Regions from separate parts of the Homo sapiens genome. Here region 1 is linked to region 2. The links are chromatin loops, found by intact Hi-C in ENCODE. Cell type or tissue: PC-9. All regions are shown on one strand. Links, peaks and the distances in the headings refer to the core of each region. The heading gives the core; the rest is flanking DNA.

Region 1 (15,856 bases), core at 5,385-10,384, 91 kb after region 2:
AAACCAAACATCGTATGTTCTCACTCATAGGTGGGAGCTAAGCTATGAGGATACAAAGATCTAAGAATGATACAATGGACTTTGGGGACTCAGGGAAAGGGTGGGAGCGGGGTGAGGGATAAAAGATTACACATTGGCTACAGTGTATACCGCTCCAGTGATAAGTGCACTAAAATCTCAGAAATCACCACTGAAGAACTTATTCATGTAACCAAACACCACCTGTTCCCCAAAAACCTACTGAATTTTTTTTTTAATTTAAATGAAAAACATGGTTCAAATTCCGAAAAAGAAATATGGTCATTTTCATCATCATTACCATCATATATAATTTTTAGTGTTCATTCACCCAACCTGGGTGCCCATTTAATAATAAATCAATCATCAAAATGAACTTGGAAAACATCTTTCCCTAATACATCGAGAAAAATTTACTGAACAAACTAATTATTATGTATATCAGAACAAGAGGAACGGAATGCCATTTTTTAAATTCCAAGAATTCTTGCCAAGCATGAAACACTAAAAGTTGTTTTAGGCTGTATATTTTGCTGCTATTTTAGAAGGCATTTAGTTATCTCCTAGAGTAAAACTCTGTGGAATAAGCTGGGGAAGAAGTGAGTAAAAGTGAGGAAAGCAGTTAATATGGGGACCAAAGTTCTGGGGTCAGATGGACCTGTGTTCCAATTCTGCTTTCTGTCTCTCAGACATTAGGCAGGTACCCTTAAGCCTTGAAGTCTCAACCCCACACGAATAACATACGGATGACAAGGGCATATGCAGCATGGATGCCAAGGAAATGTAACAAAATTAGAATGATGCTCAGAATTATTCAAGCCATATACTTAATATTTTGTGCCTTCCCTATGTTTTACTTCATAAGAATAACAAATATTTAAAACATATATGTACCATTTCAATTATCTAGTAGTCAAACCAGAATTGCCTTTAAACACAGAAAGTATAGGCAGCTTCTAAGGTGGTGTGATTTGAGAGCCACTGACAGGCATACAGTGCCCCCAAATAGCTCCATCCTGTCCTTGCTGTGCAACCTGAAGCTCTACTATTAGGGATTAACTGCTTTGGTTAAAACCATGTATTTTTCAAGCATCTTTCAAATGCAAATACCATTGTGAAGCATCAGGGTAAAAGAGTCCTTTCTATCACTCCCCAGATAAAGGGGACACCGAGAAATGGCTGTCCTGAAAAGGAAAGTAGGGAGGGGGAGGAAAGGGTAACTGGGGGGCTCTGGGTTGAATAAAGGAGGACAGAGGCTGCATGTTTGGTCACAAGAGAGTGCAAGGAGAGAAGTCCCCAGAGGAGACACAGAGGCACAGCAAGGAAAGGCCAAAAGGACAAATTTCTCAACCGCAAGACCAGCTGTGGGTGGCCCCCCAGGGACAGCCAGAGGCCCAGGCTCCTTTTCAGCATCTCAGCAGGCTCCCATCCTGAGTTGTCCCACACAACTGGACCCTCACTGGCCCAGCAAGAAGCAGAAGGAGGAAGAGTAATTTGAGGTCCTGTCCCCCATTCTGGGCCCCAGGGGAAAAGGCTGTCCAAACAAAACCCTCCCTCACACAGAGGGAGGCGGGGAGCCTTGTGTATAAAATGCTTGGGAAGCCAAGTCAGCCTGGCCCCAGAGAGTCATGTGGGAGAGATGCAACCCACCACTGTCCACTGCCTGGCCAGCTGCATGGAGGCAGGTCCACAGAGAGAAGAGCAGGGCAGGGCAGGGCTGGTGGGGGCCTGCAGAATAGGGCTTGATTGTTAAAATAAATGTGTGACCCTGAAACAAATTTTAAAAATACAATGCAAAGTCCCAAAGAAATGACAGTTACACATCCATTGTTTTGGGCAATCTCTGGGATGGCTTCTACCCTACCCTTTATGAACCTACACAGAAAATACAGAGTGGACTCTGTCTAGTTTCCTTAACATTTTAGTAATTTCAGGGAGAGTCTTCCTATCACAAGTGTACTCACACTTGCCTTTTAAATTCAAAATACTACCAATTCCTTCTTCCTATTATAAGAAGCTTAGAGTGAAATGAAAATATTCTTCATGGCACCATCTAATACCACCATTATCCTTTTGTTGTATTTCCTTTCAATTTTTATACATTTGTTTCATCTTTTTGTTATTTATTTTTGAAAAGGAAATACCTTCAATTCACATTGTTCAAAAGTCCAAAGGCACAAAAGTCTACACAATGTTCTCTCCCCAGTCCTCCTGTCTCCTGGTCCCTCCAGCTGCCTGACTGCCCTCCTCAGTGAAAAGTAAAGTAACCAGTTTCCTGTTCATATGCATTTTAATGTGCTTATAAGGCAATTTTGAAACCTGCTTTTATTTACCTTAACAGCCCTTTTCCAGGTCGCTACACTATTAATGTTAACAATTACATGATATTCCATGAAGTTGATAATGTACTTAAACTTAACCTGTTGCAGTTAAACATTACGGTTGCTTTCAGATTTTCATTAGAAATAATGTTGCAATTGCCATTTTGGGGCACTGACTAGCTCTTGTCTGATTTGGGGTACTTCCTGAGGCTGGAGCCTCCAATCTCCCCCAGCCCTTTTGATAGCTGTGCTTAAGGTGAAGAGAAACCCATGGTCCACACCACACAAAGTTCTTCGGTACAGTCAACACCAGCCTTGCCACCCTATTGGGGGAAAAAACAAACAAACAAAACAAAACCAGCTCAGGCAGGAAAAACAAAACCCAACCAATTAGGCAAAGTCAAGCTGATGATGCCCAGACAGTACTGTCACATGCCAGGGCCCAATCACACGTCATGTCCCCAAATCAAGCACAAAGTCATCCTGAGAGATCCTCTGGCCTGGGTCCCTCAAACACATACTCATATCCCAGGGGATTTGCAGTGACACGAGGTTGACCTACAGAGTTAATGTGGTCCCTCCAGAACATCATTTTTACACAAAGGCCTGGAGAATGAGATACTGCATTTACAGTAATCACAGATACAGAGGCAGGCAGTTAGGGCCCTCCCTCAACTCTTCCTGGAGGTTGTGGTTTGAGGAATACTGCACCCCTTGTCTCTGGATTCTAAAGACACCTTGGTGTTTGATATAAGATCTATCTCAAATCCAGAAGAAAAGGAGTTGCCGAGGTGCCATTTGCAAGCATCTTTCAAGTGATCACAGCAGGTCCTAGGCAAAAATCCAAGGGCTGTTGGCCTCACCCTCAACCTCCCCAGCAAGGGACATGCAGGGTGGCCTTTCCCCTCCCCACTGCTACCCCAGTCAGCCCTCCTCTTATTCATTTTAGAAGTTTTTAGTGAAGGAGATTAAAGGCCAGACACTAGATAAATAGATGAGTAAGACAGACCACCTTTCAATAACTCATTCTACTGGAGAGAGATGCGTACATTTAACAACTATTAAAGCACTGATTTGCACTAAGGGCTCAGGGAGCACTGGGGGCAGGTGGGGGTGAGGGATAACAAGAACACGAGCCAAGTTTGCGTATGAACTGGCCAGTGCAAACCAGGCAAATTTCCTCCAGGACCAACCTTGGACAGGATGTGATTCCATGACCTCCCCAGCTGCAGCTCCTCCCGCAATTCTCTCTACTTACTTGCAGACCCTTACTGACTTGCAAAGCCTTTCCATTCAAAAAGGGTTCAATCTGGGACATGTGGATTAAAGTGTGGCAAAACTTGCCAATGAGGAATTAGGCCTGACCTCTCTGGGAGCAGTCTCCAATGCTGACGAGACAGCGCACTGGAAAAGCAAAAAAAAAAAAAAAGTCCGCAGAGGCTTGGGCTGCTGAGTAGGAGAAATTAATACATAGATCTAAAGCAGTTAAAAGCCAGCCTGACTCCGTGGCTGGCTCCTCACGTTGCTGGTGATTTCACCGCGACTAATGATGACCTGTCATTCTGAGAGCCCCCAGGGCCCTTATGCACTGAGGAAGGCCAGATTGCCAGTGCTCAGCATCCCTGAGCGCCAGCCGTGGAGGACCACAGCCTACCACGAGGTCTGGTTTTCAAACACTTGCTCGCTCCTTGGGGAAGAGCCCTGTATTCACAGCACAATTAATTGTGGACTATTTCTCAGGTGACCTTAAATCCTTTTCTATCTGCTGTCCTGGCAACAAGTTCCTGTCTCCAAAGCCTAACCCAGGACAGGGGCCAGGGAATCCATTCATCAACGGAGACCTGGAGGGAAGCCCTACTGATTTGGATGCAACAAAAAACCCTGGAGAATCCTGGAGTAGGATCAAGGTTTCTCAATGAATTTATTTAGAAGAAAATGGCAACTTCCGCTTCAACCTTACTTATGGTAAAGATCCAGGAAACTATAACCCTGATGGCTGTGGCTGACCGCAGCGAGGGAGCCTCGCTGCAACTACCTGGACATGCCCATGATTTCTGGAACCCACCAATGGGGCAACCTCGAATGGAAAGAAAAACCCAAGATGAGACAGAGGCCCAAACCTTCATAATCCTACCCTTAGCCAGTCCATCAAATATTGAGGTAAAGCAAAGCTCATTTTTATAGGAATTTTAAACACTGCCTCATGGTCAATGGAATGATTTAGAATATCTCTTCCTACTTCAAATAAATTGAACAGAATTAGGGAGTAGAGAAGGGAAATAACTTTCACAGGGTACCACTCCATTTACAATTTGTTTACTCCTCAGTCCAACCACATCGACCCCGCCAAACACCATGAAAAGTACTTTCCATACATTAGAATTTATTATTCTTATTTTTCAGGGAGGTTAAATAAAATGCCTGCTTAAGAATCATACTGCCAAAACTCAAAGGCAGGCCTAAAACCCAGAAGTTTTTAGCCCACACCTCATCACCAGCTCATGTTCTTTTCCTAACAGAAGAGATCACTGAATTTACCACCACAAGCAGCAGCTCATATGTCCCCTAGAGAGCCTGGAAAGGTATGGATTAACTATCTAAGTCCTGAACTGGCCTCAAAGCCTATTCTCTTTCTGCTCTACTGTGCTGATGCCTTTAGAAGACAGCAGGAGGAAAAAGCAGTAAGTGAAGTCCCCCACCTTCCAACAGAGCCACCCATGCCCATCTCTACAACCACTAACTGTTGTCATGCCCTCTACCTGGACATACATAGATCACAGCCTGTCTTCTTCAGATTACCTTACTACAATCTTTTGGAAGGAAATTTGGAAACATCTAAACTACATGGGTACTTTATCTTTTGACTTATCTTTTAGTTATAGAAATTTACCCTGACAATATACCTCCAACAACGTGAAAATACACATGCATGAGGCTATTCATTTTGCAGCATTGTTTGTAATTGCAAAATATTAAAAGCCTACATGTCATTACATAGGAGAGTTGTTGAATAAACTATAATACATCTGCATGATGGAATATGATGCAGATGTCATAAATAGAATAAAAAATATCTCTCTGAACTTATATGAAGTGATTTCCGGGATGTTAAAGTTTAAAAAAGGAAAATGAAAAAAAAATCTATAGCATGCTACCCTTTGTGTTAAAAAAGGCAATGAGAAAATATCCACATATCTGCTCATTTGTGCAATAAGAAATAACAGAATGATAAACCAGAAAGGAGACTAGTTATCTATAGAGGATGAGTGGAAACAAGAAAGGAAAGAAGAGGGGGAGAAAGAAAGAAGCGGGGAATGAGAACAGGATAGTGGGGTGAGGAGTAATTCACACTTCTCTGGTCTGCCTCTTTGTGTAATTCTGATTTCTAAAACCATGCTTATGCTTCTCACATATTCAAAAAATAAACAATTAAAATCAACCAGGATATGAGGAGAACCCAAAATGGAGTATGAGAAGTAACATACTCCATTTTGTGAATCTAACTGTATTACAAATAAATAATATAACCACACTGAAGGGGGCAGGAAAGAAAGAGAACTTAAGTAACTCTGAAAAACATCTTGGCTAGATACTGGAAGGCTCAGATTTGAAAAAAATTTACAATTCTTTTTTTTTTTTTTTTTTTTGAGACGGAGTCTCACTCTGTCGCCCATGCTGGAGGGCAGGGGCATGATCTCGGCTCACTGCAAGCTCCACCTCCCGGGTTCACGCCATTCTCCTGCCTCAGCCTCCTGAACAGCTGGGACTACAGGCGCCCGCCACTGCCCCCGGCTAATTTTTTGTATTTTTAGTAGAGACGGGGTTTCACCATGGTCTCAATCTCCTGACCTCGTGATCTGCCTGCCTTGGGAGTTTTTTCTACAGACACATAGGTTAACAATTCTGAAAATATATGTATTTGAAGACTGAATAAACAAACATTGTGGCTAATGGAAGCTGAGTTTCTTATTGATGAAGAGAGGAGCTACAAATAAAAGGGAAAGACTAGACTAAGGTCTGTGGGGTCAGATTAAAATAGGTCACATCAGTACAAACTCAGTGTTGTTAATAGAGACAGGAAAGTAAATATGCATATATTTGTATATAGCTGTATTTCCTAGCTCCGTGATCTCAGGAGGTATAAAACCAGCAACACCCCAGTATCAATGAGCACATCCAGCCTTCAAGATCTTGGTTTCTAAACACCGTTCTCCATTAAAAGGAAACATGGCTCCTTAGAGAAATGGCTGATTTCAGGATTGGGCAGAGAAAATACAAAATAAGCATGAAACTTCTTGAGATGCCAGAAAATATGAACATTCAAAAAATGTGATGAGGGAATGTTTAAGTGACACAAGAATCAACTTTAAAGATCTACCAATGGTCAAATCTGGAACAATTTGAGCAACAAAATAAGTGATGATAATACTGGGTTATAATCCATAGAATAAAACAAATATCCATGAGTTCATACTGATACAAATAAATAGAGATGAGAAGCTCTTCCTTACAGTAGAATTCTAATTAATAAGTACAGATGGAATCACAGAAACAGAAAATTACCATTTGGCAAACACTACAGTAATGATCGTCACAGGCAAGAATTATTAAGGGTTGTAAAAGCATGATGAGCAGGATGTTTACATAATTTCAGAGTATCTTATTGATTACAAAGGGAAAAACAGTAATTTCTTAGTGGAGAAACCACTACCCCAAGTAATCAAAGTTATCATCAGCGGTAATGAGAAACATTGGCAACACGTACCTCCATATACAATGAACTGAGAAGGGCATGACAATTCTGTGGCATTTTGTCAAAAATGTATAACTTGAAATCAATCACAAGGAAACATCAAACAAACCAAGCTTGAGGGCCATTCTACAAAATAATTAGCAGGTATTCTTCATATGAGTCAAGGTCATGAAATAAAAAGACTGAGGAACTGCCACAAACCAGAGACTAGGGAGACGTGACAACTGAAACAAAATGTGTGATCCTGGATTGGATACTGAACTGGACCTTGGAATAGGAAAAAGGGCATTAGTGAGACAGTGGACAAAATTTGAATAAAGTCTCTAGAATAGTTAATGGAAATGCATCAATGTTAATGTCTTGACTTTACTGCTTGTACTATGGTTTAAAAGATGTGAACATTTGGGGAAACTGAGTGAAGGGTATAAGGAAATCTACATATTATTTTTGCAACTTTTTGGGGAGCTCTGCAATTACCTCAAATGAAAAGCTAAAATATAAAAATAAACTTAAAAAATAAAATGATTCCACTAAATCCTCATTGCTTAAAAATTTGCCTGTATTTTTCTGTGCAACAATATAATGAAACATAGATAATAGGAAAAATGTGTGTGTCAATCCTGAGAAGTCCAAATGCCAATATCTTAAAGGCCAGTATTTTTAATAATTTTTTTAAGTCTCAGAGAAAATACCTATTTATGAAGAGCTAAGGAATAAAATCCACTAGTTTTGAGCTAAATATGGAAATTATCTTATCTTCTGTATGATAAACATTATCAAGAATATACCTTGAAAGGAAAAAAAAATCAACTGCTAGCCTCCATAGGCTATTTTCAGCTCAAAGAATGCCACATACTTAAAGGAAGTTTGAGCCACAACCTTGCAAACACATTACATGAAACAGAGCAATGGGGAAAGGGAATCTGGGAGAAGGGGAGCAGGGAGGGGGCATTCTCAGAACACATGGAATGTCCAGTGTCTGGAAGTTCCTAAGTATTCCAGTCTTTGGCAATGACACTTCTAAATTGTGAAAAATAATAACACTCTCTCACTATGACTCATAGAGGAAACAGTCTGTAATCAGTAATTTATTATTCTATTCCAAAGCTTTATTCACGGACTTTCATGAACTAAAGTCAGAAATCCTAACTTAGCATAATTTGACTTGACTTTTCTAATTTTGTTTTTGGGGCTTTTTAAAAAAATCATGCAACGTGTCACTGTAACTTGAGCAAGGTTCCTTCTAGCACTACCAACCAAATTCAGTGAGTCCACGATTCCATGAGGAGGTACATTTTGTTCCACGGGGCAGGCACTGCGTCTAAAATGTGATGAAGAGATGGCACTTGGCTGTGATGTCTATAATTAAGGAGCATCACGGCAATTACACAGCACAGCTGTTTGTGCGAAGCTTCCCTGTAACATGTGGTTTCCCAGCATATCATCTCTATCATAAGCTTAAAAATAAGAAGGAGCCTACCAGCAGACACAAAGCTAAGAATTCTGCCAGCAGGGACTCTGCCCACTACAACAGCCACAGAGACGTCCAGCAGTCTGCAGCAGGCCTCCTAGAAAACCTCCTGAAGCCTTCTGGACCCAATTCTGGCCTCCCTGTCTCCAGTCACACTTCCTGTAGACTCCAGCTTCAGCCTCGTCCTCATCCTCTATGTTCCCGTACAACTCTGAGCTTCCACATTTTCTGGCACTTACCACATTAAAGTAGAATTGGCCACTGACCACCCCTTTCTCCTCAGAAAGCAGGGTTCATGCCCACCCTTCTGAATTTGCCCAGGGTCTGACAATGCCTGGCTCATGCAGGTCCTCACCTCGCATTGGTGGGCAGGTGCAGCCTGTGGGAAGCACACCTCAACATCCAGCTCTGGGGCATATACCTGCTCACCTCACCCATTTTTACTGAGCTCCTGCTTGCTGGGCAATATTCTAGCTGCGAAGAATGTTGCAAAGACAAAGAGAGAAAGGAAGAGACTATCCTCCTGGAACTGAGGAATCTATAAGAGAGAATGACCTTACACACACAACCATGCAATTGGGGAAAATATTATAAAAAAGCAAAAAGTATAGCATGCTCTAAGACCATGTAACTGGGTGCCCTGCCAATTGCAAAAGCTTATCCAAGGCAATAGCAGGGCAGGAGGGTGGCGGGTGGAGATAATCTCAGCAGATAGTCACAGCCCCACCATTTAAAATACAAGAGGAAAAAAAATAGAGATGGGCCAAGTGCCCAGCCTCAGAGGAATGGCTACACATGGCCTATCCAGGCAAGCTAAGGGAATGCGACTACTGAGCCATTTAAAAATGACAAGCATGTGAACTATGTTGATTATGTGGGGAGATATTAATAGAGTTTATTATGTATTGGGTTTTTTCTACCATAAAGGTGCTTAGGTTCATTAAGAAAAATTTCAAAGCTTGGCCTCCACCACTCCTGCCTCAAGATAATCTTCAGAGTCCTGGAGCAGCACTGGTGGCCCTTGGGGGCTTGGTGGTCAGAGGAGCAGGCACAGGTGGCAGAATATGAGCAGTGGGAGGGCCGTGGAGGCCCGGAGGAGCCCCTTCATTTGACCAACGCAGACTCAGAGGAGGCGGGCAGCGCGTCCAGCTGGGACAGTGCCCCACGCCCTTTCCCTCCCCGACGTGTGGCCCTTTCAAGGAGCTCCTCAAATAAGGAAGGGGAGTGGGAGATCAGCAGCCACATCCTCTGTCAGGAAGAGAAGGCTCTCCCCAGGCGGATGTGGAAAGGCTTCCTGAAGTGCCCTGCGCCTGCTTCTGCTGCAGAAGATGACAGCTGGGCCGGTGCTCATTGGATGGCTGCCCGAGCTTGAGTGCTCCCCTTGTTTTTTGGGTAGTTTATTCCTTAGCTATTCAAAGGATGGTCCCTGGACCAGCAGCATCAGCATCACTTGGGAGCTTATTCGAAACAAAGAACCTTGGTCCTACCGGTACAGACCTACTAAAACATCACCTACATTTTAACAGGATCCCTAGAAGAGTCACTAAGATGGTGGAGGTTAAGTGTCAACTTGACTGGGCTAAGGGATACCCAGACAGCTAGTAAGACATTATTTCTGGGTGTGTCTGTGAGGGCATTTCTAGAAACGATTCACATTTAAATCTGTAGACTGAGTAAAGAAGAGCCCCCTCACCATTGTGGGGATGGGGAGGGCATCATCTAATCCATTGAGGGACCACATAGAACAAAAGAATCGAAGAGGGCAAATGCTTTCTCTGCTGGAACATCCATCTTTTCCTGCACTAGGATATCAGAGCTTCAGGTTCTCAGGCCTTTGGACTCTAGGACTTAACACCAGCTACCTCCCAGGTTCTCAGGCTTATGGCCTCATACTGAGAGGTTACACTGCCCACTCCCCTGGTTCTTGGCCATCAAACTCAATGACACCACTGGCTTTCCTGAGTCTCCAGCTTGCAGACAGCAGATCATGAGACTTCTTGGGCTTCATAATCACATAAAAAGTCTCCTCTTATGTAACTACATACATACACACACACACACACACACACACACACACACACACACACACACACATTCTATTGGTTTTGTTTCTCCAGAGAGCCCTGACTAATACAGTCACATGCACATTCAGATTTGACAAGTGCTGATTTAGTCCTAGAGTGTGGGAGGATTCATTTATTCATTACCCAAATAGTCATTGACTCCTCTGCTAAATCCTGGGGCAGAGCCAAAGTTCTGACAACATACCTGGAGGGTCCTCTGCAAGCGAAAGCCAGGTTGGCAAGTAATACAGCTGCCTTTCTACAGCCCCATGGAGAAAAAATACATGGCTGAAAAGCTTAAGATTTTTTGGGAAAGAAACCATAGGGTTGGGGATAGAACTTTGAAAGTCTTTTTAGAAAACTATATATTAACTACAACAATGAAGGAGCATTCAATAAAAATCAAGGGCCTTTTTCATAACTTCTTTCAGTAATAAGATGCTGTACTGTTTTTTTTCCCATTTAGCATCTCCTGCTAGCTAGAAGCTTTCACATTCTTTCTCGTCCAGAGTTTCCATGAGATGCTAGTAGATTAATTTTGTTTTGTTGCCTTCCTAAATGGCTTGTGTCTGCAACTGCCTGTGTTCAGCACAACTTTGGGTGCGAGGTAGACAGAGTCATCCCAGATGAGCCCAGTTGTTCAGGACAGGCTGCAAAGTGTCTAGGCCTCACCCTGAGGCCACACGGATGTCAGTCCAGGATCAGAACTGGTTTTCTGAGTGAAAACTCAAGTGCCAATGTGGAAGATGAGCTAGAGGAGTGAGCCTGAAGACAGGATGAAGAGCAGTGTCTTACAGTGGTGCAGAGGAGAGTGAGAGGGCCTGAGCCGAGGCAGGGCATGGACGGAGAGCACTGGGGCAGCAGACACCAGGTACAGGCCTCCATACCTGAGCAATATGTGGGGAAGGGAGATGGCCAGGCCTCTGGGTCGGGTGACTGCCCACAGGTTTTGCTGACAACAGACACACATAACAGTGGTCATGCTGAGTTTGAGGGGCTGCTAGATTTGACATCCCATGGACTGACAGAAGTACAGGCAGGAGGGGAGGGCCAGGGATCTGGGCAGAAGGGCTACTGAAGCCACAGCCAGAGAAGCTGCCAGAAAGAGAGAGGGAGAAAGCAGGGGAGCCGGTGGGAGAGGGAAGTTTTTAAACGACTGATGGTGAATGCCCTCCAGTGCCCAAGAGAAGGGGAGAACACAGCAAGAAAAAGCTCCCTGCATTTGGCAAGGAGGAGGTTGCAGGTAACCTGCAAGCACACTCCACAGCTGGCAGAGTCAGCGGAGAAATGCAGAGAGCTGAGGGGCCTGCTGGCTCCTCAGCGTGAAGGTAAAAGTAGTCTCTAAAAACAACCACCATGCTAGCCAGCTTGAGACTAAGATAAATAATATTTCTGGATAATACCCTCTATTGTCAAGTTTTCTCTGTGGAGCAATTTGAGGTCTTCATGGAGGTTCCTAACAGCCTTGCTGTGGAAACTGCTTGGAACAGATTCAGAGGCATCCCCTGCAGGCAGCCTCTGGAGGAGTGTGTGGGAGGGCAGTGCAGGGGATGCCACTGAAATAAAACTCCCAAAAAGAAACCAAAAACTCGGCCAGGCGCGGTGGCTCATGCCTGTAATCCCAGCACTTTGGGAGGCTGAGGCAGATGGATCACGAGGTCAGGAGATCAAGACCATCCTGGCCAACATGGTGAAATCCCATCTCTACTAAAAATATAAAAATTAGCTGGCTGTGGTGGCACGTGTCTGTAATCCCAGCTACTCAGGAGGCTGAGGCAGGAGAATCATTTGAACCAGGGAGTCAGAGGTTGCAGTGAGCCGACATCGTGCCACTGCACTCCAGCCTGGCGACAGAGCAAGACTCTGTCTTAAAAAAAAAAAAAAAAAGAAAGAAAGAAACCAGAAGCTCAATGCAGTGCTTCCCAACTACTAGTGTGGAAGGACATTTCAAGTCCATTGCTGACCAATGCTTTTGTAAAAAACAGTAAAAATAAATTGCCAGTAAAGGAAATAAAAAAGGATGTATAAGTACATGTCAAATATTTTAACATTAGACTCAATACACAAAATTGAATTTTAGTAAATATAATCTGAAAATATATAACTTGCAGAAAAAGGAAAGAATTAGACAATACAAACATAACAAAAGCAAGCATAGGCCAATCGATATAGAAGATCACTATTATTCTCATGTTTTGTTGTAGCACAAGCAAAAAGCTAATACTTGGCCAGGCATGGTGAAACCCCATCTCTACAAAAATACAAAAGTTAGCCAAGTGTGGTGGCCCACCCCTCTAGTCCTAGCTACTTGGGAGGCTTGGGTGGGAGGATCACTTGAGTCCAGGAGGCGAAGGATGCAGCGAGCCAAGAAGGCACCACTGCACTCCAGCCTGGTGACAGAGTGAGACCCTGTCTCAAAAAATCAAAACAAAACAAAAAAGCAAAAAAGCTAATACTCATACAATGAGAAAAAACATCATATACCAATATTCAAAGTTTTTAATAGGACAACTTAGCTTACCTTTTGCTTGTTAACTTATCTATTTTAGGTTGGATAAACCAAGCTACTTGCAGGGGCTAAGATATGTCTAAGTTGTTTCTGTATTTCATTTTAGCAACACTCCTAAGGACAGAAAGGAGTCTCACAGAGGTATGTTGATGAAAATAGGGAAAGAGGTTTTAGCATAATTTTGGCAAGCTCAGAACATTAATTTTCAACTTTTATCCAAAATGAAAGCAAATGCTATATTATCAAAACACACCTTGAATCTTTCAGTAGCTGCCAGTTCCACAATTTATCCTGTGCAGTTACGGCTAAATTTAAATTATCTTTGGTTGAAATCAGTAGCTACTACCATACATTTCCTAAACATAGATCATTTTTGGTAAAAAAATAAAATTCAAAATGCTTGATTAAATTCATAAGGTATTTGATGACAATGTTTCATAGATGTGCAATATTAAGATCATTACGTCACAAATCGCTGCAGTTAAATCATGGGACGTAACATAGCAATCTGTAGAATTTCTGTGCTTGTGAAACTGATAACTTTTTTTCTGCCCACTGATCTTTTATCCCATTAAAAAGAAGTATTGCATTCCTTTGTGCATGGGGGTTTTAATACCTCGGATAACAAACAAATAAGCAAATCTGGTTGTCTAATTCATTTGATCTACAGATTCACTTTCACTGCAATCCCAATAAATATCCCAGATTTTTTAAATAAAAAAAATCAACAATCTGATTATTAAAATGTATATAGAAATACAAAGGGCATAGAACAATCTTTAAGGAATTGAGAACAAGCTGGTTCCTTGCCTTCAAGAAATGCTAAGAACTTATTTCACAGTTTATTTTCCACAGAACTTTTCCATAGGTAACTGTCATACCTCAGCATGCAATATCAGTTTATAATTAGCTTCCATTTTAGCATATAAAAGGAAGGATAATTTTTAACACCTTTGCCTGTATATATTTTACAATTCTTATATCAGCACTAAGCAAACTGTTTAGTTTGGATGACATTTTTTTCATACCCAGACTTTCTCAGTGAAGGAAGGAGTGCACTGATTTGCATTCTGTTAAAAGCTCTTTAATCCATGGGGCTTCTCTAGAATATTTTTCTGTCGTTGCAATGATGCTGTCAGAACACACTATCCTGTACAAAACTTAAACTGCAGACCACTCTTGTTGAAAATGTAATTCTTCAGTTTTATATCATTCAGAGCTAGTTGTGTTTATCAGTAATAACGCTGAAAAGACTTCTTCCATCATATCAACATGATGAAATTACACACTTACTAGAAGAATTGCCACTTAGCAAATCTGTGCATTCTTTAACCTGTAATGAAAATTCCTTACTGACTCCATTTGTTCTATGGGTTGCTTTTCATATATCATTCTATATCATTAGCCAGTTTCTGAATATATCATTGGAAAGCGATGTCTGAGGTATCTTCTTTGCCATAGATTTACCCAACACTTCCACACAAACATTTTTGATGTAGTCTTACATTACTGGCTTGATCATTTGAATATTGGCTTTTTATTCTTAGCAAACCAAACTGTTACTTAGTGAGAAACCCACAAAGTACTAATGCTGATATATGAAATAGTGAACATTGGCATCAGTCAGCTCTTTAACTGGATTCTTTCTTTCAAAGAATTATTTTTGTTTTCAATAATTTGTTTTACATGTAAATACTATTTACATACAGATGGTCTTCTCCCTTCATTAGCACTAAATTCTCACAGAATAACATACACAGTGGTTTTAGCAGTTTATTTAGCTAATTATAGCTATAAAAATGAATATATGAATACTTCCAGGTATAACTAATATAAAATATTTTGCTCTTGAAATGACTTCCATTTTCACCATTTAGTTTACAACCCACTACTGCCTATTCAAGGAAACGGGTCTTTTCTTGACCAGAAAAAAAAAAAAAAAGTCCAGTGAAATTTATTTTGCCCTTCACCATCAGTAAATTAAGGTTACAAATAAATTAATATACATTGACCAAATAATATTCAACTAATAATATTAAGCATTAAATTAAGCTACTGACTTTATTTACATATGATGTGATTACATACACAGAAAATCCTAGGAAATCTATTTAGTAAAGCTACTAGAAATAATAAGTTTAGCAAAATTGCAGGCTATAAGGTTAATATAAAAATATCAATTTTATTTCTATATATGAGCAATAAAATTTGGAAATTTAAATTTATAATAGCATCAAAAAATGACACACCTAAGAATAAATTTAACAAAGTATTTGCAAGACCTGTACCCTGAAAATTATAAAACTTTGCAGGAAGAAACTGAGAAAGCTCAAATAAATGAAGATACACACCTGAATAAATAGAAGACTCAATATTATTAAGATGTCAGTTCTCCGCAAATTGATCTACAGATTCACTTTCACTGCAATCCCAATAAAAATCCCAGATTTTTTAAATAAAAAAAATCAACAATCTGATTATTAAAATGTATATAGAAATACAAAGGGCATAGAACAATCAAAATAATTTTGACAAAGAATTTGAAGACTTGTACTACTTAATCTCAAAATGTACAATACAACAATGGTAATCAAGAGTGTATAGCATCGGCCTAAGCATGAACACACAGAGCAATAGAACAGAATATGGAATCCATTCGTAGAACCACACATACACCGTCAACTGATTTTCAACCTACGTGCCAATATAAATCAACAGGAA
Region 2 (12,842 bases), core at 2,902-7,901:
GTGGTGGGAGCTTCTTCATTTGAGACTTATTTTCTAATATAGACATTTAGTTCTATAAAATGTCACCTCAGCACTGCTTTTGCTGCATCCCATAAGTTTTGATATGTTGTATTTTCACTCAATTCTATATTTTTTCCCCTCTGGAGACTTCCTGTTTGACCCATGGATTATTTAGAAGGGTGTTTTGTTTGTTTGTTTCCAAATGATTGGAGACTTTCCTCTTATCTTTCTGGTATTGATTTATAGTTTGTTTCTCTTGTGGTTGAAGAACACATTCTGCATGAGTTTAGTTATTTTAAATTTGTTGAGGTTTATTTTTACAGCCCAGTATATGGTCTATCTTGGTATATATTCCATGGGCCCTTTAAAAGAATGTGTGACTCTGCTACTGAGGGAAGTGTTCTGTAGATGGTGATTAGATCCTGGTTAATGGTGTTACTGACTTACACTATATCCTTACTGATTTTCTTTCTAATTATTCTACCAACTGTTTAGAGTGTTAAAGTCTTATGCTATAACCATGGATTTGTTATTTCTCTCTGCAGTTCTATCAGTTTTTGCTTCATGTATTTTGCAGCTCTGTTGTTTGGTGCATATTAGGATTGCTTTACTTTTTAAGTGGCCAGAACTTTTCATCATTATGTAATGTCCTTCTCTGTTTCTGGTAATTTTCTTTGCCTTATTTCAAACAAGCAGATGTGAAGGCCCTCAGTGCCTACTTGGCTTTCTCTGACACCCACCCAGCAAGGAGAAGAAAGGGTAACCATTACCACCAGGTGGAAGTAGAAGTCCAGGTTCCCCATGTGGTGTCCACTGGCTCCTGGGCAAGGGGGGTGCCCTTACCACCAGACAGGAATGAAAGTCCCAGCTCCCCATCTGAGAACAGCATGGAGAACCATTAAGGAGTGACTAAAAATGGTAGTAGAAAATCCCAGAATAACAGTCTGACATGATGGTGACAAATAGGAATGCTAAGAAAGCTGGAAAACTGGAGTATGTGGCGAACAGCAACAGAGTGACAGGATGTCTGCAAAGACTTCATAGGCTTCTCACCCTGGCGTAAAAATACAATTATCAGGGAGTCAGGGAGTTGGTGTCCTGTTTGGAGTGGAGACAGGCCATACTGACTACCTGGAAGCTACACCTGAAGCTATCCACACTAAGCCTGATGCAACAGACAAGCAAAGCAAGTGAAAGCTTTGGCTTTAAAACAAAAGGAAAATGAGAGAACTTGGACTTAAGGGAAACCAAGATCACATCAGATTTCAGTCAGGTTAGGACATCTGCATCAAGCTCTACTGATTCTATAAGTTTATTTTTCTCTACCTTTGTTTTTCTTTCCTTCTTGTCACTTCTAGAGAAGTTTCCTTTTGAAAAATTATAGTATTTCAGCTGAAGTAAGGGGAAAAAAGGAATATTCTTTGGGCATTTGTATTGGGGCAAGGAATGCTAGCAGAATTAGTGTGTCCCGACTGGCTGGGTATGATGCAGCCACTGCCTGCCACCCCATGGGAAGCCTCCATGCAGCAAAAAAAGCAGACAGGAGTGTGGGAACAAGCCCTTCCCTACTCTCCTCCCTCCTTTGATCCTAACCAGATGCTGTTCAGGCCCACTCTGCCTCAGTGGGGAGCCTCTGTGCTCAGGGTAGCTTCTCTGGCAGGTGGCTGCAGCATCAAGGAAGGGCATGTGCACATGTGCAGAGCCAGCACAGAGCTCAGATGCAGAAAACCTGCAGAGGGGAGCTGTGTGCAGAGCAGAAAGAGTACAGCGATGTGACCCCTGTCTACAGCCAACTACAGGATTCCTAAATGGGCACAGCGGGCGCTGACTTCTTAAATCCATTTTTGTTAATGACAGGAAGTCACCAAGACTTATTTATAAAATTACTCAAATACACAGAGCAATGGTTTAAAATCAAAGTGTCGCAAAGTTCTAAATACTAAGAGACTGTGAAATTGAGATGAAATTGTATTTGTATAAGACCAGACAGTTACCTTGGCCCCATCCATGGGGAGGAGGGATGAATTTTCTAAACAAATCATTTGTATAATTTGTATAACATAATCAAGGGTTGGTAAACCACAGCCCATAAGCCAAATCTGATTCATAACTTGTTTTTGCACAGCCAGAGAGCTAAGAATGGGTTTTTACAGATAAACATTTATAATCAATTTGATGACAGAAAACACTAACTTTGGACCCCAATTAAGTGAAATGTTATTTTCTCCCACCAAAATTTCATTCATATCATTGGTAAATCTGAGTTATAAAAACATTGTACTCAATTATTACTATTGTAGTTTGAATTTAGTCAATTAAAAAATCTGCAAATTTTCTTTCTCTCTTATCATAGAAGTACCTACTCAATAATCTCAGTTTTGCCTCTTGGACCAAAATGCCTAAAATATTCACCTTTTGGCTCTCTACAGGAAAAGTTTGCTAACCTCCAACATAAGTTAATAATATAAATAAACTGGCAAAAAAATTTATTGAATTATTAAATACAAATATTTAGTAGTATTAAATACTGTTACAACAATCACATAAAATATTAATTTTAATATTTTAAGTAATTTAATTATTGTTCATTAAAGCACAACTAAGCCAGCACTCAATGTGCCTACATGGTAACTATAACACATTTATTTTAAAGTATACTCCAAGTCAGATTTTCTGCTGTTGGATGGGTCTTCCTCTCCAAAGTGCTTCTGGCTTCAGGCAAATCAATTAACACTGGACCTGATTAAAGGATTCCTGCTGAATGCTTCCCTCAGTGGCCCAGCTTTTTACTACTGATGACCTTCCAGTCTTCAGACCTGAGCTTCACCCTTTACTTCTCGCATAAGAAACTAGGAAGTGACTGTTAGGGGAAGCGCTAGGAACCAGGGAAAGGGATGGAAGCTTTGCCCAGCCCTTGGGATACCAGCATGGGCTTGCAGCTCCAGGGGCAGACAGGGTGAAGAACCTCAGTCTAAGGACTCATTCTGGATCTTCCAATCTGGGATGACACTGTCAGTCTAGAGCATGCTATTTTCACTCTTAGAGAGTGAAAACTATATATTTCACCTAAGCAACTGACCAAGCCATGGAGCCTTGCATATAAGCTCACAGCCCAATGCTTCAGGGAGCACTGTTTTGGTAGTGCTACTTTTTTTGTTGATAACAGCAATATTTTTAAATCTGAAAATGTGTATTTCCTGGGATGGGGTGGCATGGAGTTTGAAGGAACAAACGGGACAAGTTAGTAAAACAAGAAACAGAAGAAGAAGAAAAACATTATAAAGACATCAAAGTGGCCCAGACTGGCCCAGTAGGGCCTCTGCCCCCATGGTGGGGTAAACTTAGGCAGATGTTCCTGAGTGTTTTGAATGGCCTTCTAAGCACAGCAAATTTATAGAGCCGAGTAAAAGCCAGACCTGGAGTTTGCAAGTTAGCACCAGGAAAACAAGCTTCTCTTTTGCTGGAGTGTGCCTCCAGAGCCACCTGGTTCAGCAGCGCTTTGTAAAACAGGGGAAAGGCAAGCTAAGCAGAACAGATTCAGTCCTCTACATCTTTTGAATGTACTGATCAACAATAATAACTGAAGGCAATTACATAGGCAGATGCTGGGCTTAACGAGCTACCCTTATAAAATCCCACCTTCTGGGAGGATTGCTTGAGCCCGGGAGGTGGAAGTTGCAGTGAGCTGAGATCGCAACACTGCACTCCAGCCTGGGCGACAGAGTGCGACCCTATCTCAAACAATAAAATAAAATAAAATAAAATAATAAAATAATAAAAAATAAATAAATAAAATAAAAGAAAATAGTCCCACCTCTGCCAGTCAGCCTTGTTGGGGACCAGTTCCTCTCAGGACCAGCTGCAGGAACAGCCCTTGCTCCTCATCAGCCCATCCTCTCAGACTCACCCTGTCCCAACCACAGCTGGCCATGAGACACTGTCTTCTTTTCTCACTCTTTAGAAACAACAGCACAGCATTACCCAGAGGCAGGCAAGGAAACCACACCCCTGACTTAGCTGTGGTTTTATGCTCCCCTAAACCACATAGGAGAAGCAGCAGCAGGGCTGTGATCAGTTTTTTCAGGCACCTGAAGGGCTTTCACTGCAATAGGAATTAGAGTTGGCTGCACGTCCCACATTCAGGGCCAAGAAGAGGAAGTTAGGATGATGTGGACTCTGGGAAGGAAGGACTTTTGTGGGTCAGAAGTGTCCACAAACAGGATGGGTCATCACCACTCTAAGGGCGGTGAGCTTCTTATCATTGGAGGCAGGAGGTCCACTTGTGTGGGAGAGAAGGAGCCATGGATGGGAAGTTAGTCCAGATGGCCTTCACACTGCCCTGCAATCCTGGCACACTCTGATTCTTAACTCTAATGGGGAAGATATTTCTCAAAAACACAAAGGCATTTTAGACATCATATTCCACTATTCCATTTTCTCCTTCCCTACTCCTGTCCTCAAACAATTACAAACATACCTCGGGGAGCCTCTTTCATCAGGTTTTCTTACCTCCTGATGTGTCAGCAGGTCTTGGAGGTCAGGGCAGGCTGTGCCATGGTTTCCCCAATAACTAAGACATAAGTCGTCTTCCCAGAAGGCCTCCAGATTCCGCAGTTCCACCCACCTGCCCAGTTATCAAAGTCATTGATCCTTACGAAGCTCATCGGGAGACCATTAAAAAGGCCCTCAGACCTTTTCAAGAGCAGCTGGGCATATAACAGCAGCCGGCCCCTCTGAGTCCATTCCATGCCACCTACAGCACCACAACTCACCATCCACTTTGAGGACAAGCACTTTTGGAGAAGGGCTGCTTCAGCAGCATGCCCCTTGAAGAGCACACGCTCAGGACATAGCAGAGGAAGGCCTCTAGGACCTGGCCAGCACAACCTTCTCTGTCCCAGCCCTGTCCCTTCTAGCTGTGTTAGTAGTAGGGCAGACACTGCCACAGCCCTCACTACAAGCCGCGATGCATCCAAATGCGTCGCACATGCTCATCTATTTAACACTACACCAAACTATCAGGAGGATACTTTCATCATGCCTGGTTTGCAGATGAGGAAACTGTGCCTCTGAGAATTTTGAGTTCCAAGCACTAACATCTGGCTGCCTATCTTCTATAAACAGCCCAGTTCAAGTTCTAAGGTCCTTCATGTGTTGAAGCTCCAGTAGACCCACCATGTCTGTGGCCTCGAGGAAGCATAATATTGTGCAGAGGGCCAAGTGGCTCAGCTTCACCTGGATCCTTACAAAGCCCCTCCCACTGTGGGAAGCCCAGGCAGGCAGGCCACCCAATGGGGCATCACGCTGGGGACAGCAAGTCAATCAAACATGGACATGGTAGAGACCACGTTAGGAAGGGCCTTGAATGACACAACGAGACACTATTTCATCTCCTCTAACAATGGTTTCTTGCCTTTAAACGTTTTAATGGAACCTTTTCCAAAAGAACTCTCCATGCAATCTCAAAATCTCAAACAGGTAAAACTGGATGTTCTGCGGTTGAGGTTAGAGGGTGATTTCTCTGCTTCCAGGTGTGGGTGGGACCCGGTGGGTCTCCGAGGGAACCCAGGATTTGTGGAACAACACGTGGTAACTACTGATTCTTCACACAAAGAGGGTTGGGAAGGATCTGAGATGACTCATGAGGGTTCTTGGAAGAGCTTCGGTTTCCATTCTCCTGCCAAGAGTAGAGTAGACAGGAGACTCAGAAATATTTCTGATGGGGAAGGAAACCAGAAGCTCCCTCTGCCAGGCTGAGCACAAGTACCAGTAGCCACAGCAGCTCTTCCTATGGGCATGACAGCCCAAAGACACCTCCACTGGTCCCCTGTCCCCCAGGTGCCACAGAAGCCACTATGGATGTCCCTTTTCTTCCTTCTCTCTTCCAGGGAGGGTGAGACTTGAGGGAAGTGGCCAGGGAAGAGGAGCGTATGGGTCCTGGAGTTTCCTAAACACACAGACCAAGACTAAAGACTGGATTGTGGCAATCACTGCCCTGTGTTCCCCGAACACTCACTGAGAAAGAGATACTCCATACTTTCTTGGTGTACTCCAAGTCTAGAAATCACAGAGCCTTGCTGATGTTCCAAATTACGGTTATGGAGAATAAACATTAAGAGGTACAACTTGAGGCCTGGGAGGAACTTAGGGTTTTCCTCCAATGGCTGCATGAAAGCCACGCCGCAGGGAGATTTTCTCCAGAGGCAGCTGTGCAGAGAACAGAAGCAGGCCAGCAGTGAGGCTGAGGGCAGGCAGGAGAGCAGAGGGAAAGAAATGGAAATGAAAGATATTTCAAAAGAAAGTACAAGACTCGGCAAAAGGATAAAGGGAATGCAGAGGTGCTGGGCTGGGCAGGGCAGGAGAGAGTTGGGGAGACTGTGACACGCACAGGAATAGCCCAGGCAGGAGCCAGCCTGCCTGTGGGCAAACTGCTCTGGTGTCAAGCATCCTGCCTCCGAGAGGACCGCAGGCTGTAGACAGCGGAAGACGTGGGACAGGAGCTGGAGGAAGAGCCAGTCCCAGAGAGTTCCACTTTGGAGACAGTTTTTCAGACTTATTCAGTCTATAAGCTGTTCCTGTGACTTCTGCTGTATCCATATGGCATTAAAGCAATGTTTGTTCGTATCAAACAGACTCCTTTGAAATCAGTGAGTCCATGTAATCTTAGGTACTGCAAATGCATCCCAGAGGCATTCTGTCCCTCCAGATGAGCCCAGTTGAGCTTTTCTGTGATTTAGGAAGGGAGGCAAGATGGGGCCAGCAGGCAGAACATGGAGGGGCAGCTCAGGATCGGGGAAGGGTCTCAACCACTAGAGTGTTTTGGACAGGAATGGCTGTGACTGTGAGGGCTGAAATAAGGGGCACAGTTGAAAGAAAAAGCAAAGGGACAAACTGCAAAGCCAAGGTTATCAAAGGGGAAAGAAGAGCATCCCTCGGGAGGGAGCAGGGGTGGGTTGCAGGCACTGGGCCATGGTCATGTGGCAGGCCCAGTGATGCACAGATGGAGACAGTGACTGCTTGCATCCTTCACAGATGGGTCTTCCTTCTGTTCATGATGCAGAAAGCACTCTGGCTGGGTTACATCTACAGCTCGATCACTGTCCAGCCACAAAACCACCAGCAAGTCACCAGAGCCCTCTAGACCTCAATTTCCCTATGTGCAAAATGAGGTTAGAGTAGGAGGCCTCTAAGGCACCTTCTGGCTCTAACATCCTGTGTCCAGCCAGGCCAGCCATTGGACACTGAACTAATTCAACCATGGTCACAGAGGCAAGACCCTTGGGGACCAGTGGAAATAGGCCAAGGAAAAGTCTTTTCCCAGCCCAAAGTCTCCAGTCATCTCAGTCACACAGTCACTCACCGCAGGGGCCTCAGGGAGAACAAGACTAAGAACAAAAGCCCCAGCTACTAAGAAGCAACCCAGGATGAATGCAAGACTCCTGTGTTCAGAAGTAGCAGTTCTAACCCGGGCTGGAAAATACACAGTATGTTATGAGAACATTATGAATAACCCCTTGACCAGCAATTCTACCCCTAGGTAAATCCTAGAGAAAATCACATGGATGCACAAGGAAATACAACAAGAATGTGCATGCTGGCATTGTCTGCAACTCAAAAAACCTGGATATTACCTAAATGTGGACCAACCAGAGAACTAATAAATAATTGCAGTACATCCATACAACGGAATACTACCCAGCAGTGAAAATGGACAGGCGAGAGCCATGATACCAGCATGGATGGATCTCACATCATTACACTCACTCATTCTCTCAACAATCACTCACAAACACAAGTCCTCTGTGCCAAGGTGTTGTTCTAGGCAGCAGGGACACTCAATTTAATAGATGATGCCCCTGCCCTAGTGGGGGTAGAGAGAAAAGAAACCACCATTAAGTAACACACATAGCCTGACAGACTATGTTGAGCCCTACAGAGAAGCATCAGGCAAGGAGAAGCCAGGTGGGGAGAAGGTGCTATTAATTGTTTAAGCAGTGGTCAGGAAAGGCCAAATCACGTACTGGTCATGCTTCTTATTTTAAGCTGAGTGGTGGGTGCACAAGGATTCACTTTATTACTCTTTATACCGTTTTCTAAGTCTGATATGTTTCAAAATGATTTTCATTACAAACACGACTGATAAGGGAAGTCATTAACAGATGAGAGTATACATAGTCTTCCACCTCGAATGTAAATGTATCCCATGTTCATAAGCCTGATTCATGTGTTCCCACCCCCCATGACCAAACCCCCTACCTTGGAAGGCTGGTCCCTCTCAAGCAAGGTTTTCAACATTGAGCAGTGTTCCTGGAACCCTCACAGAGCCTGTCGCTACCAAGCCCGGCAGGGAACCTTGTCAGAGATCTGACTTTCGATGCTGAACGATGGGATTCTACTCCAAATTAAGTGGCCTTTTCAAGGTTCAGACCACCTTAACCTTTTTAATTTTTATTTTTATTTTTTGAGACAGAGTCTCACTCTTTCACCCAGGCTGGAGTGCAGTGGCGCGATCTCAGCTCACTGCAACCTCTGCCTCCTGGGTTCAAGCGATTCTCTTGCCTCAGCCTCCCGAGTAGCTGGGATTACAGGCGCTCACCACCATTTTTAGTAGAGACAGGGTTTCACCATGTTGGCCAGGCTGGTCTCAAACTCCTGACCTCAAGTGATCCACCCGCCTCAGCCTCCCAAAGTGCTAGGATTACAGGCGTGAGCCACCGTGCCCAGCCCACCTTAACCTTTTTACATCTGTAAAACATATATATAAAAAAAAATCCCTAGAACCCTATGCCCATTTAGGTTTTCATATTAAAGAAAAAATCAGACAGCAAGATGCACTTATTCAATGAAGCCTCTCTTCTGTGGAAATATGAAGTTACTCAAGGAGACTGTTCCCAAATCTTAACCTAGAAACTGGAAAGAGACTTGGCCACTGCCTTGCTGTATAACACGAGCAGCAGCTAAACGAAGAGCATCAGACAAAATCACCATCAAACCCTATCAGTCTGATAAGGAATTTGCAATTACACCCATCTGTCCCTGAACGCTGCCATATTTCCTGAACCACCACAAGAATGCCCCATCAAAAGCATATTCAAGTTAAACAAGATGGCGTTTAGCTACATCTGCAGAGGCAATATCCACAACCAGTACATGCATCACCAACAGCTACATCTATTTATACAACTCCAAGGGAAAATGCTGCCATCTGCCCTCCAGAAACCCTCTTTGTAGCAAATGATAGTGATATCTGCTTGGGGTCAGAATCCTCTCCCAAGAGCATGAGCAGCTACCTGTGTTGTGTGACATTCTGTCCAGCTAATGCCAACCCACCCCCAGGGCAGTGAGTGTGCGAGAAATGAGATGGACAGTGATGTGGCACGGACTATCAGCACAGAAGCCCGTGTGAGAACAGGTGAGGTGGTGTGCAGTGGTCCCGTTTTCTAAAAGGGCAGAGCTGTACAACGAACGTCGTTCAGCACTCAAAATCTTCAAGGCATGATCTAACAACCATGTTCTTCTTTTAATGCCATAAGAAGATTAATTAACAAAGCCAGTGGCATTTTGCTGTGCGTGTGGCGCTGGCGTTGTGTAAACCTTAAGCAGATGAAATTGCCCAGTATCCAGAGGGCCACAGGGGTGAACTTACTACATTATCTGATGCCAAAAGGGAAAGCCATAAGGAGACACAGGACACCAGCTCAGATGTATCCAGGTTGTCACCTTGAAGCGAGGGACAAGGACATCATGAAATTGCCCTTCGGATCTCTCAGCATGGTGCCCTTTACATAGGAAAAAGAAGGTGAGCCATAGAAAGACAGGCTTTATTTCTGAGAAACACAGGGCTCTCTGATCAGCACTGCTCCCAGCAAACTATTCCAAATGCCCAGAGCCAGGCCAACTATTTCAGGTCCCGTTTTACAGTATGGCAGCCTTGATGGGACAAGCTAAGAATGTCAAAGTTCCATCTAATCATCCACACATGCACAGACAGCCTCTGGCTATGCTCAAGATCTTATCTTGTGGGGCTTTCCTTCTAGCTTTTGATTCTAAGACTTCTCTGTCTTATCCTAGTGCTACAGGTTTGTTCTCCCCCTACACCTTCAGGACAACCATCCCCAGCTGATTCCTTTATTGAAGGGCCTGCCATGCACCAGGCACTGTAAGAGGTGCCTGCTTGTGCAGGAAACAGAGGATCCAGGTGCAAGTAAGTGTGTGGTCCTCAGGGAGAACACCACCTAGTCAGGGGGAAGGGCAAGGGGCAAATGGTTATGGATACTCTGTGAGGGAAGGTCACATGCAGAGAGGGTATTTACGAAGGACTGCCCAGGAGATGAGTCATGGAAAGGGTAGGACAAAGGGTAAAGTCCTGCAGTGAGCTGAGATGGTGGAGGGCTCAACATACACAGAGATCAAGTGCATGGCAAATTCAGACAATTCCATGTCACTCAAATATAGATATTCCATGTCACTCAAATATAAATCCACCCAAATATAGATCCAGAATAGAGGGTATTCTACCACACTGGTGGTATATCTTGTCAATTCCATTGCCATGTGCCAGGTTCACGAACCTCCCCATGGCCAGCCTACATGCTGCAGCTCAAAGGTGCTCAGCATGGCAACTTTCAGGAGAAGCCATTGCACCCCAGGGTCTCAGACCCAGAAGCTGTCAGATAACAGTGGCCCTATGTGCCCACCACACCTGCTGTCACCCACATGGAGAAGAAACGATACAAAACCGTTTCTCCCTGCAGTGTCTTGCTGCCCGGTCATACAACCGCAAAGACAAAAAGTGAAGAGAGAAGAATCAGTTTTGTTATTCGAGGAGCCCATTCAGCTAGATGACAGGATGCACTGCTACTATCTCTCATGATACGGCAGATTGGAGAGCACTCACAAAGCACTTAGGGTGCTTTTTAATTAAATCCCTTCTTAAGAGAAATTATGCTTCTTCTCATTGCATGATTAGTCAGAAAATCAAATTTAGACCAGATGATTCAGATGATGATGTGCTTCTCTCCCTCGGCTTTAAAGAGCAGTACTACAACAGCATTGCCCACGAGTTGACCAGGCACAGCTCCAGAGAAGGTAGTCAGAGGGGCTCCTGATGGATGAGCCTCCCAGGGCCCCTCCACCAGGAATCAGAAGAACAGCCAGCCGGCCAGTGTTCCCCGGTCCACAGCCTCCAGATGCAGCTTCCAGGGAATATCTGCTTGTCCAAGAAGGTGGGAAAACTGACTGTTCTTCTTCATACATCTAGAAGGTTAACATCTCAACTGTAATTTACAAAAGGTTCAGCTATTCTTGGTTCCAAGCACCTTTCACGTGAGGACTTCGACTGATATAGAGGGAATCTGTAATCCACATGATTTCAGAAACAAAGTCACCACGTTACATATCTCCTTTATTTTCAAGCCTGATAATGCCTAGATACTTTTGTGCTGCTGTTTGCTTACACAAGAATGAGTATTTGATTCAAGTATCACATTTCATGTTTTATGAAATTCCCATGAAACACTATATATTAAGCTGATTCTATTTTTTAGAAAGCTGAATTATGGGCCAGGCATGGTGGCTCACATCTGTAATCTCAGCACTTCGGGAGGCTGAGGCAGGTGGATTACCTGAGGTCAGGAGTTTGAGACCAGCCTGGCCAACATGGTGAAACTCCATTTCTAATAAAATAAATATAAAAATTAGCCAGACATGGTGGTGAGGCTGAGGCAGGAGAATCGCTGGAACGCAGGAGGCGGAGGTTGCAGTGAGCAAAGATTGTGCCACTGCACTCCAGTTGGGGCAACAGAGCAAGATTCAGTCTCAAAAGAAAAAAAAAAGCTGAATTATGAAAAAGCAAACATCTTGAGTGACTAAGCAAAGAATAACTATCTTTGAAATAAATGATACAGGATTGAACTACTTAAAATTTATCAACCATCTTTAGAAACATAATGCTGATGCAAACAAAATTGAGGGGGGAAAAAAAGAATGATTTCAGGATTTTCATTCCATGCCTAACAAATACAGTGTTTTTGTGTCTATCCACTTTTACTTAGATGGCTCCTATGCTAAGCCACTGCCAAGTTCCTTACGACGAGGGGCCTTGGCCGAGCCCTTGGATCTCCCACTGCAGTCATCTGCAAATCATCTCCTGGATTAATCAATGAGTAAACAGGAGATGCAAAGAACACTGAGATAAGAGCATCTCTGAAGAAGAGCAAGGGTGGCCCAGTGCCCATGCTTGTCTTCATAGGTGAGATCATCCCAAGATCACCCAAGTGATCATCTTTTCCTAAAACTCAGCCCAATCTTGATAAAGCTACCATGTTCTCTCATGATGCTGGCATATTAGGAAACACCAAATTTTCTTATAAATTGCCTTCTCCATTAGTCACTCTTTTGTGTGTGGAAGAGAGTCCTTTATTGCAGTGGTCCTGGACATTGTCAACAGTTGGGAGACCCACATGAGAGGTCTGCACAGACCGTGTGAGAAGATCATGCAAGAAGAGGCAGGGGATCAAGGGGAATTCAGCTTGAATGGATGGCATGTAGTTGCCTAAGAAGCCCAGAAAGACAGTAAAAGGTTGCTGCCCTCATGATATCTTCCCTGATTCCCCTACAAAAGACCTCTGAGGTCAGAGTATTCTGTACCAAATTTAGCAAGTCCAGATGGCTTCGTGTTGTGATTCTTTGTATGTAACTATATTCATTTTCTAACTCTGTATAACAAATTGCTTGGCAGCTTAAAACAACATACATTTATCATCTCACAGTTTCCATGGTGCAGAAATCCAGGCATGGCCCGACTGGGTCTTCTGCTGGGGGTGTCTCACCAGGCTGCAATC

The links. Peaks named below come from ENCODE experiments on the same cell type or tissue, not always from the same donor. Only the 100,000 strongest peaks of a DNase experiment are listed, where the experiment ranks them.
Region 1: it touches region 2 in a loop (3-fold over the local background); 1 of 110 quality-filtered maps calls a loop at or near these places.

The regions. Positions count from the first base shown.
Region 1 is chr18:36,434,323-36,450,178 of GRCh38, reverse strand. All of the region lies in intron 3 of FHOD3 (formin homology 2 domain containing 3), which reads right to left. Among named protein-coding and RNA genes, the nearest start is that of FHOD3, 140 kb to the right of the region's middle. In PC-9, for the core only: no CTCF peak of the experiment used is centred there; no DNase peak of the experiment used is centred there; H3K27ac peaks cover 376 bases.
Region 2 is chr18:36,525,421-36,538,262 of GRCh38, reverse strand. The region is part of intron 5 of FHOD3 (formin homology 2 domain containing 3); the gene reads right to left. Among named protein-coding and RNA genes, the nearest start is that of FHOD3, 230 kb to the right of the region's middle. In PC-9, for the core only: no CTCF peak of the experiment used is centred there; a DNase peak (open chromatin) is centred at 5,562.